5 separate regions of the Homo sapiens genome follow, and regions 2, 3, 4 and 5 are each linked to region 1. Evidence: chromatin contacts called from ENCODE Hi-C or POLR2A ChIA-PET data. All regions are on one chromosome and are shown on one strand. The core of a region is the stretch at or near the end of the contact, and the rest is flanking DNA. Distances in the headings are between cores, read along the strand shown. Region 1 holds the start of HELZ (helicase with zinc finger). Region 2 holds the start of KPNA2 (karyopherin subunit alpha 2). Region 3 holds the start of C17orf58 (chromosome 17 open reading frame 58). Region 4 overlaps PRKCA (protein kinase C alpha). Region 5 overlaps PRKCA (protein kinase C alpha).

Region 1 (2,855 bases), core at 151-2,650:
ACCAGCACTGTAGTTCATTAGTGATCCATTACTTCATCCAAATCCTGAGGCAAATAGAAAAGATGTTTCCATACAACACCAGTAACAGACATTATCAGTAGCAAACATTTTATCAGCCTGAAGTGAAAGGGCATCTACATTTAAAATGGAAAAAGTTACAAAAATGGTACAGTGTGCAGCTTTGCAAATGAGTCTGGTTTTTGACCTTAAAACATTTCCTTTCAGTAAGGTAAAAGAATAGATTATACAATGCTCTTAAAACTCAAAAACATAATAAAATCATCTTTTTCAACACAGACTGACCTTACTTTCAAAAACATAAAGAAATGAAGGAGAGGAAATTTCATTAATATGAGTTTAAGAGAGAGCAAAATTAAGAACAAACTAGGCAAGACAGACAACTCCTCCCTCCTTCCCCCGCTCCAGGAATCCACTGTCTCTGAAGTTACACTTTTTATTATATTAATGATTTGCCTGAGAAGTGTTAAGTTGTGAGGGAGAAGGAATGACAATTTTTGAACTGCAAACAAAACCTGAGGATCCCGATCCAAGAACAATCAGAGGACCCTGGCTTCCAGCCCTGTCTGAAGATTTCTCAGCAAAGGCGAGGGTGCAGAAGGCTCCAATAATTTAGGGGAGAGGAATCGAAGTTCCCTAGGTAAGACTGCAGTCTGTGAGCCCTTGAAAAGGGTACTGGAGTACTCTCAAGGAATCTCCAGGAAAAGAGAGCCTATCTTTATTTTTGTTGATGTGCTTGTGGGCCAAAGAGCATTTCCGAGGAGGGGGCGGGGAAAGGGGGGAAGAAAGTGAATCTCGGGCCGAGAGCCCTCCGCGGGGGAGGGAGGGGGCGCACGCCTGACCCACTTTTCCCCACGCCCCCGCTCCAGCCCCCACCCCACCCGGTGGAAGTCCGAGGCCTGAGGGGGGGCATCGAGCGGGGCGTGGGAGGCCCGCACGCTCCCCACCCCCAGCCGCGACCCGGAGGAGGGGAACGTGCCGGGAGGCTCGAGTCCCCCTCCCAGAGTGCTCTGGGCCGGAGAAACCTCCCGCAGGCTCCCGGGCCAGGCGTGCAAGGCCCCCTCTCCTGCCAGGGCCCAGGACGCTGCGGGCCCCAGCGGAGGGGAAGGGGACTAAGTAGGGGAAGAAGCTGTAAACAGCCCCAGCGTCCGGGCCTCGCCTCGAAGAGCCGCGCTTCCCAGGCCCAGCCGCGGGCCGCCCAGGCCCCCAGCCTGCCCCGGGGCCGCCGCGCCCGGGGTCCGGGACACCGGAGGGGAGTCGGGTCCCCTCCCCGGAGAGCTCCGGGAGCTCGCGGAGCGGCCCCAGGAGCAGAGAAGGGGGAAGTCAGGACTTACCTGTCATTACTTTCTACGCCATCTTGGATCCACTTGTCAACGTCCCCACAAAGCATTATGGGTAAGAAAGAGCCTTTAAAGTGACTCCCCCCGGCCCCCGACTCCCGCCTCCCGCCGCCGGCGCCGCCCCCTCCGGCCGCGCCTCCCGCCCGGAAAGTTGCCCCGGGTGGACTGCCGACCCCGGCGCCCGCAGCTGGCCCCTTCCCCTCCCCCGGGCTGACGGCATTGAAAATTCACCCGCATTTTTAAAACGTGGCTTTGGGGTTTTCTCCCTTTCTCCTGCCCCGGCCTCCCTGCCCCCACGCCCGGTCCTCTCGCCTCGCCGCGTTCCTGCCCGGGCAGACGCCCCGCGTCTGCATTGAATCAACCCGAGGTTTCCTTGCCGCCCGCGGCGCGGCGCGGAGCTGCTCGCGGATTTATTTGTGCGCGTGGATGTGAGCGTTTCTGCTCCTGCGGCCGCGCTTCCAGGAAGCCCGCGAGCGGCCGGGGTCGCCTTCAGAGGCCGCGCAGACCAGCTCCGCACCCGCCGCCCGGAGAGGTGCCTCTGCCCTGGGAAACCGCCCCGGGGCCGTTGGGCTCCGGGAACTGGGAGGACGCCGTGTCCCCGAGTCCACCAGCGTCGAAGCACGATTTAAAAAAAAAAATTGAGCCAAATGCAACTTTTTACCCCTTGTTTACTCTGTGTCCCGCGGTCTCCTCCTCCGGGCGGGTAACGTGATCCGCGACCCTCTAGGTGGGGACCCCTCCCCTAGGAATGTGGCTCCAGGCTCCGCGGAGCCACCCTGGGAGCGTCCGGGCTGCGGACTGTGACTCCGGGGCAGGTAATCCGGGGCGCCGGCTGCGGGCTCCGGGCGGGGCGGGGCGCGGAGGCAGCCAGGGCTCGGGGGAGGGTCCCGGGCGGAAAGCAGGGTGCGCCAGTCCGGGTCCACCTGGCGGGTCGGGGGAGAACCGCGGGCGCCGCTGCAGCTCGGGAGGCTGGAGGTGGGGACGCCCGGCGTCTCCGGGCTGCGACCCGCTGCGCTGGAAAGTGTGGGGCGCCTTGGCGCGGGCTGAGGTCTCTGACCCGGGCGAGTACCCCCAGCCCGCCGGCCACACTGCTGCCGGGCATCCTCTCCCCGCGACACCACGCCCGCTTTCGGCTGCGCGGGGCGAGCAGCGTACTGACCCCGGCGTCCAGCCGCCCAGGTCCCCCCAGCAACGGAGGCCCCTTGGTCAGCCTCCTCCCGCGCTCTCCGCAGAGCCTCTGGTCCCTGCTTTGCTGTCTTTGGAGGCCTGCTCCAGTTGCTTTTTTTTTTTTCCAAGCAAGTTTTTACAACAAGGAGATACCCAAAAGAAAATTCTCCAAGACAGGAATGCTTGCGAATTGTATTCGGTACAAAATGCTGTTGAACGGCTCTACCTTTAGAAGACCGCAGAAGCACTGGCATTAAAACCCTCTTTCGGTGCACGGGGAGGGCCTGGGGCCTTGGATCTACCCGAGGATTTTACGCTCCTCCAGACCCT
Region 2 (2,855 bases), core at 136-2,635, 790 kb after region 1:
GGTGAATTCCTTCCACATTCTTGCATTTAGGGGGATGGGATTATGCTGATTAAGAGTAGGTCCAACCCTTTATGAACTCTGGCTTTACGATGAATGAGGCTGGCATTAATGCCTGCAAAAATGGACAAACTTGCTGTTTGAATTTATTTATAGTAAGAAATAAACCATGAAAACTTTTCTAAAATGTAATCTTTTAGAACACAAAAAAATTGCAGAAACAAAAATGGCCCAGAATCCTGATGCTCTGTTGACCATCTTTGTTTTGTTTGTTCGTTTGAGCATATGGCAAAAAATGCAAAATTCAGAAATGTGTAATGAGCATAGAATGTTACTATAACAATTGAAAAAACTTGAACACACACTACATACTAAACAACAGCATGAAATTTCAGTTTTTCTGAATTTGATGACTGCAGTGTGGTTATATAAGAGAATGTCTTTTCTTAGGAGAGACACCGTGAAACAGAGGAAAAAGGACATGATTCTGAAACTTTCTCTTAAAGTAACATATTAAAATCACACATATGTACACGCGTGCATATGTATACATATATATGTATAGAGAAAGCAATAGCAAATGTGGCAAAATGTTAAGATTTGGCAAATCTGGATAAAGATTTGCAATTCTGCTGCATTTGAAATTATTTAAAAATAAAAAACTTGAGTTTTTGGAGAAACAGGCATAAGAAACCTTTTGTTTCCATATTTGCGGCTTCTATACAGTCTTTTATGATGCAATTAAAAAAAAACTAAACTAAAAAATATAACACAAATCTTCCCTCCCATAGTAGCCAGAAACCCCCGCCGAGTACTTTGGGTGTCATAATAGGAAAAAAATGCAAAGCAATATGTTTTTCTATAAAGATTACTTATTTACTAATTAGAATTTTTTTATTTTCATGAAGATCAACAACAAAGTTTTTAAAATAATGACTTAGAGAATCATTTTGTGGTATTTGTTTAAGGCTGTCGCCCAGGAAAACGCCCAAGGACCATGCACGCTTCAACCCTATGGAAACACGAACGGCCCAGGGAACCGCCCCTTCGCGCTGCTTGACGGGATCTGGAGTCCTCCCGCTCCGCCCCGCCAGGCGCTCAGGGACCGCCCGGCCGCTCCCTCACCGCCCGGCCGCTCCCTCACCGCCCGGCCGCTCCCTCACCGCCCGGCCGCTCCCTCACCGCCCGGCCGCTCCCTCATCTCGCGATGCCATCCTCTTTTTTTTTTTTTCTTTCCCCCCTCCCACTCGCCCCCAAGCCCTATGACTCCCTCCCCTCCCAACGTGTTTTTCAAATCCACCAATGGGCACACAGCTTAGGCTCGAACCAGCCAATCGGAATGCGGAGTCACCGGGAAATTTAAATCGCGCCGGCCGGCTGCACGAGCCACACGGTCTTTGAGCTGAGTCGAGGTGGACCCTTTGAACGCAGTCGCCCTACAGCCGCTGATTCCCCCCGCATCGCCTCCCGTGGAAGCCCAGGCCCGCTTCGCAGGTACAGACTCAGGCGGCGGCCCGGCCCGAGCGCTAACGGCTTGCCCGTGGGCGGCGTTCGCCTTTTGGGTTGGGGGAGGGAGGCCCCGGGTCCACGCCGAGCCTGGCTCTGCCTCCCGCGTTGACTAGGCCTCGGGGGCGACGTTCATTGACCAGGCGGCTGAGTTTCGCGGGGTCTGCGGGTTTAGGGCGCCGACGCTCTGCAAACGGCAGCGGAGGCCTTAACGCGTCGCGGCCGGGAGAATCGGAGCGAGCCAGGCTTGAGGGCGAATGTCCCGGGAGGACTTGTGGCGGCCCTGGTTTCGCCTCCTCCTTTCTCGTTGCATCTTCCCCGGCGTGGGGGCAGGGGCTGGGGGTGGCAGTTGGGAGCACCGTCTCTGACACCTAGGCCCCGGGGGTGGCTCTGCCACCAAGTCGTAGGCGAGCGTAATGAAAGCAAAGATAGCAAATTGTAAGGAGGGCTTTGACTTTTGTCATCTTCTGAATGACGCACAGCTGATGTCATCCTAATTAAGCGCATTCACTCCTAGTCTCTGGAAATGCAAATCAAATATGCGAGATGCGGCACTGCATTTTTAATGTTGACCATAATGTAATGATGAAGCAAATTTTTATTTAATTTTCGAGTCTGCACCTATTTTGGCCAAGTAAAGACAGTAAAATAGGGAGAGCCTCCTGAGGATCTGAATTTATTGCCCTGGCACATAATTTTTAGCTGTAAGTTGACTTGGTTCCCCTACTTTGTCTTGAATTAACTATTAGGGACTCTGGAGTATCGAACTAGGCTGTCAGAAACGGTGGATACATGTGGCTAGTCCAAATTGAAATACGCTGTAAGCTTAAAGTACACAAAAGATTTCAAAGATGGAGTATGGAAAAAGAATGTAGAAGATGTCAGTTATTTTATATATTGATAACACGTTGAAATACTATTTGGATATGTTGGGTTAAGTAAAATACATTATTAAAATTAGTTTCACTTGTTTCTTTTCTCCTTTTTAAAAATATGGCTACTAGGAAGTTTCAATTTATATAGCTTGCATTCTATTTCTGATGGAGAGCCCTCTCCAGGAAGTCTCAGCCCTTTAGAGGGAAGGGGGACACTTCCCCTTTGGGTAAAGCTATTTCATAGTGCCGAAAACATGATGATCCCCCCTCTAGTATACAGGTGTGGATTCAGTAGATGCTTGATAATTCAGTTCTTATTTGGTACTATTATTGACAAAGGAAAATGATAAAGGAAATATTTTTCTCTTCCCCCATCTTTTAGCTTTCTCCCTTTGTCTCATAACCATGTCCACCAACGAGAATGCTAATACACCAGCTGCCCGTCTTCACAGATTCAAGAACAAGGGAAAAGACAGT
Region 3 (2,855 bases), core at 204-2,703, 750 kb after region 1:
ACCTCCTTGCTTGCCTGGGTCCCAGTGCCCTCCAAACAGGCAAGAACTAGCCTTTATTTTTCTCTCCCCTTGCATTAAAGAGATGGATCTGCCCATTTGCAGCTCTGGCAACACTTCATTTAAAGTTGATCAGTCTTGCCAAATCGATAATCTGCTTTAAAATCAGCTTTCACCCAGCAATAATAGCTGGTTAGAGTTCATGTTTTTGCAAAGAGGTTGATTCTGACTCATTATGTTGTTAAACGGTTGTGCCATGCACAGCTGAATAAAGTTCTGGTGGATATCCAATTCCTGACTGTCAACTGTTGACCTCACAACTGCTTCCCCATTGATATAACCATCTGTTGTCATGGGAAAGATTGTCTGATATTTGGGTTAAATGCCACTGAAGTCATTCAATTTCCATGTGGAAAAATAACCCAGAGTAAATTGCCCTGTGAGGTACGGAAACTGTTTTTCCCAGAGATAGCGAAGCCGACAGAACATCCAAATAAAAGCAAAACAAAAACACGATCCCCCAGAGAACCCCTCATTTCTTCACGGGCTGAGTAACTTAATTTCATTTCGTGCATGAAGTATAAGAGTGTGTGCGTGTTAGTTAAACCCCGGCTCAGGTGTCCCAAGGTTGTGCGCTGGGGCTGCGGGGAGAGCAAAGTGCCCGGGGCTGCCGGATTTCGGCCCCGCTTCCCCCCAGCCCTCCACAGCGCCCCCCGCAGCCCCTGCTCACCCAGTCGAGGGGGGCGGACCCCGCGGCGTCCTGCGAGCCCGGCCCGGGCACGGCTCCCGAAAGGCGCGCCACGACCCCTTTTGACACTTTCCCTCCTCCGTGATGGAGCAACTACTTAACATGCAAAGTTTTCCCCAGCCTGCCCGGCTTGCTCGGGATCATTTCAGTAGCTAAATTGGCTTCTTTCCGAAAAGGCTGCCAAGAGACACGAAACCTTGGGGACACACTTTGCTCCTTTATAAGACGAACGCAGACCCGGGGTGTCCTCTCTTGCGAGCTCTGACCCCCCTCCTCGTCCCACGTTTCACTGAGCCTCCTTCCCAGCTCCCCCCCACAGATCCCCGCTCCGCTCCCAGGGCCCCGCACTACACCAATCTTACTTTTTCTCTCCGCCACCGGTGCTTCGGGGGATGATCCGACGATCAAACAGAGGAGCCAGAAAGCTCTAGCTGTCATTTTTGCAGACAGGGTTCCCAGGCTCTAAAAGTGAGCCTGGTCTTTTGCTTGCTTTCTCTCCCCCAACCCCTTCTCCACACCCCCACCCCCGTTCATGCTAATGAGGGGCAGCCTTTGGGGAAACGGGAATCACTCGCTGAGCAGACCATTGGAACAAAACCGAGCCGCAGGGATTTCTCCCTCTTCCTTCCTAAGGAGGACGAGCACATGGCCTTGCAAAGTTGTCCCCGGGAATGTCTGTCCTGTGATCTGCGGGCGAGGAGAGCATCACAGCCTAAACTTTAAACCTGTGTGCGTTTGCGCGCTGGGGTGGGGGCAGCAAAGGGTGGGGTGACAAGTGCAGAGAATAAGCGTGTTTCGGGACTGAGGGACTGGGTGGGGGAGAACGAGTGACGGGAGCTTTTTTCTAGATTAGGTCAACAACAAATAGGAAAATAGTGCTTAAGACAGCGTGGGTTTGTGGAAGGGAGATTCCAGATGACAGAGAATGTATCCTGGAATGTGTGTGTTAGGCAATTTCTAGAGAAACCAAGTCACTGCTTCCTTAGTAAAACTGTTTCATTATATATCACAGCTCATTGTAACCTCTGCCTCCCGGACTAAAGCGATTCTCGTGCCTCAGCCTCTCAAGTAGCTGGGATTACAGGCATATGCCACCATGCGAGGCTAATTTTTGTATTTTTAGCAGAGACGGGATTTCACCGTGTTGGCCAGGCTGGTCTCAAACTCCTGACCTCAAGTGATCCACCCACCTTGGCCTCCCAAAGTGCTGGGATTACAGCATGAGCCACCACGCCGGGCCCAGAGGTCTAATTATTAATCAGAATGTTGCCTGTTGAGGCCAGGCAGGGTGGTTCATGCCTGTAATCCCAGTACTTTGGGAGCCCGAGACAGGAGGATCTCTTGAGCTCAGGAGTTCAAGACCAGCCTGAGCAACATGGAGAGAACCTGTCTCTACAAAAAATACAAAAATTAGCCAGGCATGGTGGCTCGCATCTGTGGTCCCAGCCACTTGGGAGGCTGAGGTGGGAGGATCACTTGAGCCTAGGAGGTGGAGGTTGCAGTGAGCCGAGATTGTGCCACTGCACTCCAGCCTGGGTGACAGAGAGAGGCCCTGTCTCAAAAAAAAAAAAAAAAAAAAAAGAAGAAGAAGAAGAAGAAGAAAGAAAAGAAAGAGGAGGAGCCAGGCACAGTGGCTCACGCCTGTAATCCCAGCATTTTGGGAGGCCAAGGCAGGCGGATCACGAGGTCAGGAGTTCAAGACCAGCCTGGCCAAATTAGTGCAACCCTGTCTCTACTAAAATTACAAAAAAGTTAGCAGGGTGTGGTGGCACACACCTGTAGTCCCAGCTACTCAGGAGGCTGAGGCAGGAGAATCGCTTGAACCTGGGAGGCAAAGGTTGCAGTGAGCTGAGACTATGCCATTGCACTCCAGCCTGGGTGATAGAGTGAGACTTTTGTCTCAAAAAGAAAAAAAAAAAGAGGAGGAGGAGGAGAACGAAGAAGAAGAAGAAGGAGAGCAGGGCCAGGTGTGGTGGCTCACGCCTGTAATCCCAGCACTTTGGGAGGACAAGGTGGGTCGATCACGAGGCCAGGAGATCCAGACCATCCTGGCTGACACAGTGAAACCCCGTCTCTACTGAAAATACAAAAAATTAGCCGGGCGTGGTGG
Region 4 (2,855 bases), core at 172-2,671, 700 kb before region 1:
TTTGTGAGTGCTCTGTGGTCGAAGGCCAGCTGGGCCTGAAGGCAAAACATCTGGATTTTGCAGAGGGTTCCTAGGCTGAGACGGAATTCAGGCTGTAGGCTCTGTGAGACCTTGTGTGAAACCCCCGGTTCTGTCTCTGTCACTTGTTTGAGTCTCCCATTTCTCTGTCTATCAAAAGATTGAATATGGTGGCTTACAACAGAGGCAGTCGAGGGTAATTATTAGTATCATGGTTTGACCTCGAGATCTGGCACTTCCTGGACCTATTCCGTTGTATATTTCTCTGTGCACTCCCTGAGCCTCCCTTTTCTCAGCTGAGAAAATGGTCACACCTATGGTATCCCACACTGTGGAAAATGACCAAATAAGACAAGGTATGTGCAAGTATTTGGTAGAACCCTACAGAGGTAGGAAGTGGCTGTTACTAGCTGTTTCCACTGGTATTCTCTGGCCATCTCAGAGCTGTTTAGGGACCATTCCAGCTACAGGGGAGGGCAAGATTTAGAGTAGACTCTCAAATGAGTCTATCTGATTCTTTGGAAGCACGAGCTCTAGTAAGATAGTTTGAACAAAGATGTGACCATGAGGGGTTTTGTTTTATTTTTTAACTAGATTTTGATATGTTGTGTGCCGCTTCTCCACTGCACAGATTGACCAAGAGTTAGCTGCAGATTGTGGCTCAGTAAGAAGGTCTTGTGGTACGTGCTCCTGCGGCCCCCACCTCAAACTCTTGCCTCTGGTGTTCTTGAAAGAAATGAGGGGACCTTTGCCCGAGCCAAGGGAAAATGCAAGATTTTGGAGGCTTAGCCCCTTTATTGTTTTTTTCCTCTGTTGCTTATATTGATTTCTGCGGCAAAGAGCAGTTGACTGGGATTGAAAGCTACTCTGCTGGTCTTGGATGTGGAAGAAAAAATAATTCCCACTTTCCAAATAGAGGCTCATCCAGAGGCAGCAGATGCCAGAGGCAGCAGATGCTAGCTGCAGTTCTGCAGGCAGGAATTGCACGTGCAAAGCAGAGCTGACGTCCAGTCCACGCCTCATGGCACTTTGGAAGTGCATCTGACACCGTTTGCCTGCCATACACAAGCCACAAAGACTTTTTGAGGCGACAGGTTATGCCAAAAATTAAGTAAAAATGACACAGCTTCAGATGACATTTACATATCTATTTTTGAGGTTTCAGAACATGTGCCCTATAAAAATGTACAACTGCATTGTTTAAAACTCTTCTGAGTCTCTGAGGATTTTCTATCAGTGCATGCCTCTCAGTTATCACTTAAATGTCAAGGCCCTAAGCTTGTATGAGCCCCTAAAATGTTTTTGAGCCCCACAGTAAATTTTTGGCTGACCACATTTGTTCTATGTAAGGCTGATAACAAGCCACCACGTGGAATCTCACAGTGGGACTTTAGTATCAGGCAATTGCAGAGTCCTGAAGCTCGTGTTGCGGTTATTATGGTTCTATATAAAGCCCCAGGGGAGAAAGTCATTTCATGCTTTTAAAATTACTAGTTAATGTTTAAGGAGTTTATACGGAGTGGACTGAGCCAAGCATTTTCCCCTTAACTTTAAAATTATTACAGAGAGGCCTTAAGAAACTGTTCTGTATTAGATGGTGATTAAAATATGACCTTTTTCTTTCTTTATGCTTAGGATTTTCACGATGTGGTTTGCAATTAATTTGTATGTGCACAGTCTTTGTGCTAGTTTCTGTGGACATACAGTGGTGCTACTTGGCCTTAAGAGCTTCCTGTGTGTGGTTGGGAGATAGGCAGTTAGTAAGCCATGTGTGCTGTGAGAAAACCCAGAGCATAGAAGTCGCACATGAGAGTACCAGGTGCTGAGTACCATGGGGGTGAGAGCAAGGAGGGATTATTTCTGCCCCAAGAAGGCTTCTTGGGAAATAGAGCAGTTATGAAGGACCTGGAAAGATGTTCCAATAAGACTTGGGTGAGGAGACACAATAGTCCCAAGTAGGGAGGGCAGAGCACCCTGAGTAGAGGTGTGGTGTCAGGAAGTGTGAGAATTCTTCAGAGACTGATAGTCGGAAGGGATTCCTCTGCAAAGGCCTGTGGAAGGATATGAAGGTTGGAAAGACAAGTGGGAGCCATTGGGGAGTCTCAACAAATGTGTATTGTATTGTGTGTGTTTCACTTGGAAAATTATCTTGCTATTAATGAGAAAGTACAGATTAATGCTTTTTTTGTTTTACTGGATTCAAATTATATTTGACAAGTCATTTCATTCTAGTGTATGCATGTGATTTTCTTGGAACGAGGGTAACATTTTAAAGATAGGATTTGATGAGTCAATGAGGTATTTTTCAAGTAGATTACTTAGAAAATGTTATAGTCATAAAATATCTTGGAGTTACAGTTAAGAGTCAATTATTGTTTCATCTATAGGCATCCAATTAAAGTTGAATTATGCTGTTATTTTCACTCAATTTCCAAAGCTATGCACTTCCGTAATTTCTATCCTTGTTTATAGTCAGTATAATGTTTAATGCAATGTGCCTGATTTAGCACTTTGTGTTATAAATTTTGCCTGATAAATAATCAACTTATTTTCTTCCGTATGACGACAGTTTTCTTCACAGTGAATGGAGCTTAGTGTATTTATATAAAATGTAAGTCTGGGAGAGTTTCCATTATAGTTCAAGTATATTTAATGTTCAAAAGAATGCAGTATTTGTGGTTTCCTGGCATTCTTTGAATACCATGTGGCTCTTCTCTCTTCCTTCTCACCAAAACCCTAGTCATTTTATTATTTATATAATGAGATACTGTAAGATACTAAAACATAAGTTATTGTGAGGTCTGGCTTTTGATGCTATGAAGTACCCTTTGTTATTT
Region 5 (2,855 bases), core at 240-2,739, 530 kb before region 1:
AGCCTGCAGCCATGCTCTCCACCCTTAAGGATGCACCGCGTGTTCTGGTAGCTTGAATCTCACACCTACTTGTGTCTTAGTCTGTGTGCTCCCTTCCAAGCAGCCACGGCCCTCCCATGAAAAAAAATGCCATGTCTTAATCACCCAGAGAATAGACCAGTCTCCCCTCCTCTTCAGATTAGGTTAGTTTAAAATTTTACCTGCTGGGCACGGTGGCTCACACCTGTAATCCCAGCACTTTGGGAGGCCGAGGCAGGTGGATCACCCGAGGTCAGGAGTTCAAGACCAGCCTGCCCAACATGGTGAAACCCCGTCTCTACCAAAAAACAAAAAAAAAAATACAAAAATTAGCCAGTCATGATGGCAGGTGCCCGTAATCCCAGCTACTCGGGAGGCTGAGGTAGGAGAATCACTTGAACCCGGGAGGCGGAGGTTGCAGTGAGCCGAGATCGCACCATTGCACTCCAGTCTGGGTGACAGAGTAAGACTCCATCTCAAAAATAAATAAATAAAATAAATAAATAAATAAATAAAATTTTACCAAGCAAATATCAAAACCTCCTATCAGTGATTAAAGTTCAAGTCTGTATTGAAAGCATCCATCCAATGAACAGAAAGAGTGCATCTTTAAATGGACAGCTCATTTTCCTTTCTTTCTGTTAATATCTTTCAATCACATATGAGTTAAGATTCATTTTAAGTTTTATAGGCATACATCTGCATTAGCATGCAATCAGTATGGTGTATTTACACTACATGAGTGTGTTCATATGGATGATGTAGTGTAATATATCATAGGCTGAAATCCTGTAATTGTTCTGATGTTCTTAATGCCTGACTTAATCCTTCTCACTCTTATTTCATTTTTTCTCATTTTTTAATGTTTTCCCAACTCAATCGTTGCAATCTAATCAACCATTCTATCCCCAAACTATGGAGGGGAATTTTGCAACTTGCATGTAAATGGTTTTAAAAACCTGGTCTATTATTGTCATTTCTGATAGCGCCACTCTCTTCTGGGAAGCTGGTTAGGGCCACACACCAGCTGTGCTCTCAGCGTATTGCCTGTGTTCGTAATTAAAATCAGCCCAAGATTGTCGCAGTGCTTTTATGTTCGCATTAGATCAAACTGGAAAATTTAAACCCTCAAATGCTCGGGTGGAGGATTTGCAAGGGGAGAAACCCTACTCCCCGACCCCAAGCTGGAATCCACATCTAATGCTCTCTCAAAAACACTGTCCTAAAGACAGCATCTAATAAATAATGTTTTTAGAGTTTCTCATCTCTAGAACTTGTATCTCACCCTGCAGATGTGCCTGTTAGAGGAACCACAGGAGATTTGTGACCTAGAGATACTGGAAATGAGAAAGAAAAAAAATATTCCTTGAGGTTTCCTAAGTCTTGCAGAGTGTGGTAAATACTGTGTGTGAAAACTGCCTTTCAAGGCTTCTGTTGTTACTGCCCCCCCTCCACCCCGCCCTTGTCTGTGTTTGAAAACCCTGTCCCATGATTCAATGCAGGGTGTTGACTTTGGATACACATCTCCAGAGGCTGGCCACACCTGAATACACTGAGCCTCTGTGCAACTTCTTCCTGTGGAGTAAAACCCTCCAGCATTCTCAGAGGAAAGAGGCACCTCTTGATCACTCCAGGAGGTGGAAACAGTTCCTGTTTAAAAACCAAGTAAACCCCTCTCATTGCACCCCCTGCTACTTCAGAGGAACACCTCCATTCTGATGGAAGGAACTCGTACTTGGGTCCTGGAACCCTATTTGGGACCCAAACCTCTCCCACTTGTGTGGCCTGACGTGCCTGAGTGCTGTTTGTGTCCTTTTTATTATGTTGAAAACTTTGTTATTCCAAAGAAACATCTGAATCACAGAGCTTAGTTTCCCAGCATGTCGGAAAGCTGGGTGCTGGTGTAAAAAACTCAGATGTGGCTGAAAAGGGAAGTAATGAGAGGGGAGAAAAATAAGAAGAAAGAGTTAGGGTGAGGCTTTCACCTCCCTGGGTTCTTGCCTGGCTCCTCCTAGCTCTAATGAAGGGCTGTCCCTGTCCCCTTCTCCTTAAAGACTGTCCCTCTTCTCCCACCTGCTGGGCAACGTGGCTGTCACCTCGTCATTCCAAGAAGGCAGCAGGGTGTGGCGAGGAAGTGCCACACTGCCTGGGTTCAAGGGTTCAAATCCCAGCTCCAATATTTCATAGCTGTATAGCCTGGAGCCATGCAGCTCATCTCTCTTGCCTCAGTTTCTCCAAGTCTAAAATGGAAATGGTAAAAGGACCAACCTCCTAGGGATGTTGGGAGGATTAAATGAGTAAGTATGGAAGGTGCCTAGAACAGTGCCTGGCTAGATTTGTGTTTGCTGCAGTCATTACTCAGCCTTTTCTCTGCCTTCCATCCCCAGGAATTATGAATTACAGAGTTTTCCCTAATGGAGGTGTCACTGTGCATTGCTGGTTTCCAAGAAGCCATTGCCAAGTTAAAGTGAACCCTTTGTTGTCCTTTTTTTTTTTTTTTTTTTTGAGATGGAGTCTCACTCTGTTGCCCAGGCTGGAGCGCAATGGTGCAATCTTGGCTCATTGCAACCTCCACCTCCCGGGTTCAAGCAATTCTCCTGCCTCAGTCTACCGAGTAGCTGGGACTACAGGCACGCGCCACCATGCCCGGCCAATTTTTTTACTTTTTGTAAAGAAGGGGTTTCACCATATTCACCAGGCTGGTCTTGAAGTCCTGACCTTGTGATCTGCCTGCCTCGGCCTCCCAAAGTACTGGGATTACAGTCGTGAGCCACCGCATCCGACCTCATTGTGCTTTCTAAACCACTCCCGGGCCCCAGTTGGGAGACCCCGGTTGT

What was found. A loop is a pair of places that touch in the nucleus more often than their neighbours do. ChIA-PET counts read pairs that join two places held with the same protein, here RNA polymerase II (POLR2A). Pooled maps may share reads with other maps.
Region 2: a loop to region 1 is called in a map of naive thymus-derived CD4-positive, alpha-beta T cell, with 5 times the contacts of the local background. The contact joins the promoter of KPNA2 here to the promoter of HELZ in region 1. A Hi-C loop is called at or near these places in 2 of 168 maps with a recorded cell type or tissue (CD8-positive, alpha-beta T cell and naive thymus-derived CD4-positive, alpha-beta T cell) and 6 of 50 pooled maps.
Region 3: a pooled map shows a loop between it and region 1 (5-fold over the local background). The contact joins the promoter of C17orf58 here to the promoter of HELZ in region 1. A Hi-C loop is called at or near these places in 4 of 50 pooled maps. POLR2A ChIA-PET finds 5 or more read pairs at or near these places in 2 of 52 experiments (HEK293 and OCI-LY7).
Region 4: a loop to region 1 is called in a pooled map, with 17 times the contacts of the local background. The contact joins the enhancer-like site here to the promoter of HELZ in region 1. A Hi-C loop is called at or near these places in 4 of 37 single-sample maps with no recorded cell type and 4 of 50 pooled maps.
Region 5: a loop to region 1 is called in a map with no recorded cell type, with 12 times the contacts of the local background. The contact joins the enhancer-like site here to the promoter of HELZ in region 1. A Hi-C loop is called at or near these places in 1 of 168 maps with a recorded cell type or tissue (Caco-2), 21 of 37 single-sample maps with no recorded cell type and 6 of 50 pooled maps.

The regions. Positions count from the first base shown.
Region 1 is chr17:67,243,796-67,246,650 of GRCh38, forward strand. HELZ (helicase with zinc finger) reads right to left here and starts at 1,401. Exons shown (of 33, transcript NM_014877.4): 1 at 1,353-1,401; 2 at 1-44. It overlaps HELZ-AS1 (HELZ antisense RNA 1), which reads left to right and starts at 981. Exons shown (of 4, transcript NR_136398.1): 1 at 981-1,413. RefSeq lists enhancers at 625-1,612, 1,613-2,599 and silencers at 929-978, 1,079-1,568, 2,119-2,208, 2,219-2,418.
Region 2 is chr17:68,034,350-68,037,204 of GRCh38, forward strand. KPNA2 (karyopherin subunit alpha 2) reads left to right here and starts at 1,386. Exons shown (of 11, transcript NM_002266.4): 1 at 1,386-1,491; 2 at 2,761-2,855. The coding sequence starts at 2,784. RefSeq lists a silencer at 1,119-1,168 and enhancers at 1,132-1,679, 1,699-1,918.
Region 3 is chr17:67,995,016-67,997,870 of GRCh38, forward strand. C17orf58 (chromosome 17 open reading frame 58) reads right to left here and starts at 1,454. Exons shown (of 4, transcript NM_001382359.1): 1 at 1,108-1,454. The coding sequence starts at 1,183. RefSeq lists a silencer at 684-773.
Region 4 is chr17:66,540,595-66,543,449 of GRCh38, forward strand. The region is part of intron 3 of PRKCA (protein kinase C alpha); the gene reads left to right. Among named protein-coding and RNA genes, the nearest start is that of PRKCA-AS1, 130 kb to the left of the region's middle. RefSeq lists a silencer at 1,837-1,886. Within about 2 kb of position 1,422, at least 9 of the 41 ENCODE cell types and tissues checked have a DNase peak (open chromatin) inside an H3K27ac peak, as active enhancers do.
Region 5 is chr17:66,710,547-66,713,401 of GRCh38, forward strand. All of the region lies in intron 8 of PRKCA (protein kinase C alpha), which reads left to right. Among named protein-coding and RNA genes, the nearest start is that of MIR634, 75 kb to the right of the region's middle. Within about 2 kb of position 1,490, at least 9 of the 41 ENCODE cell types and tissues checked have a DNase peak (open chromatin) inside an H3K27ac peak, as active enhancers do.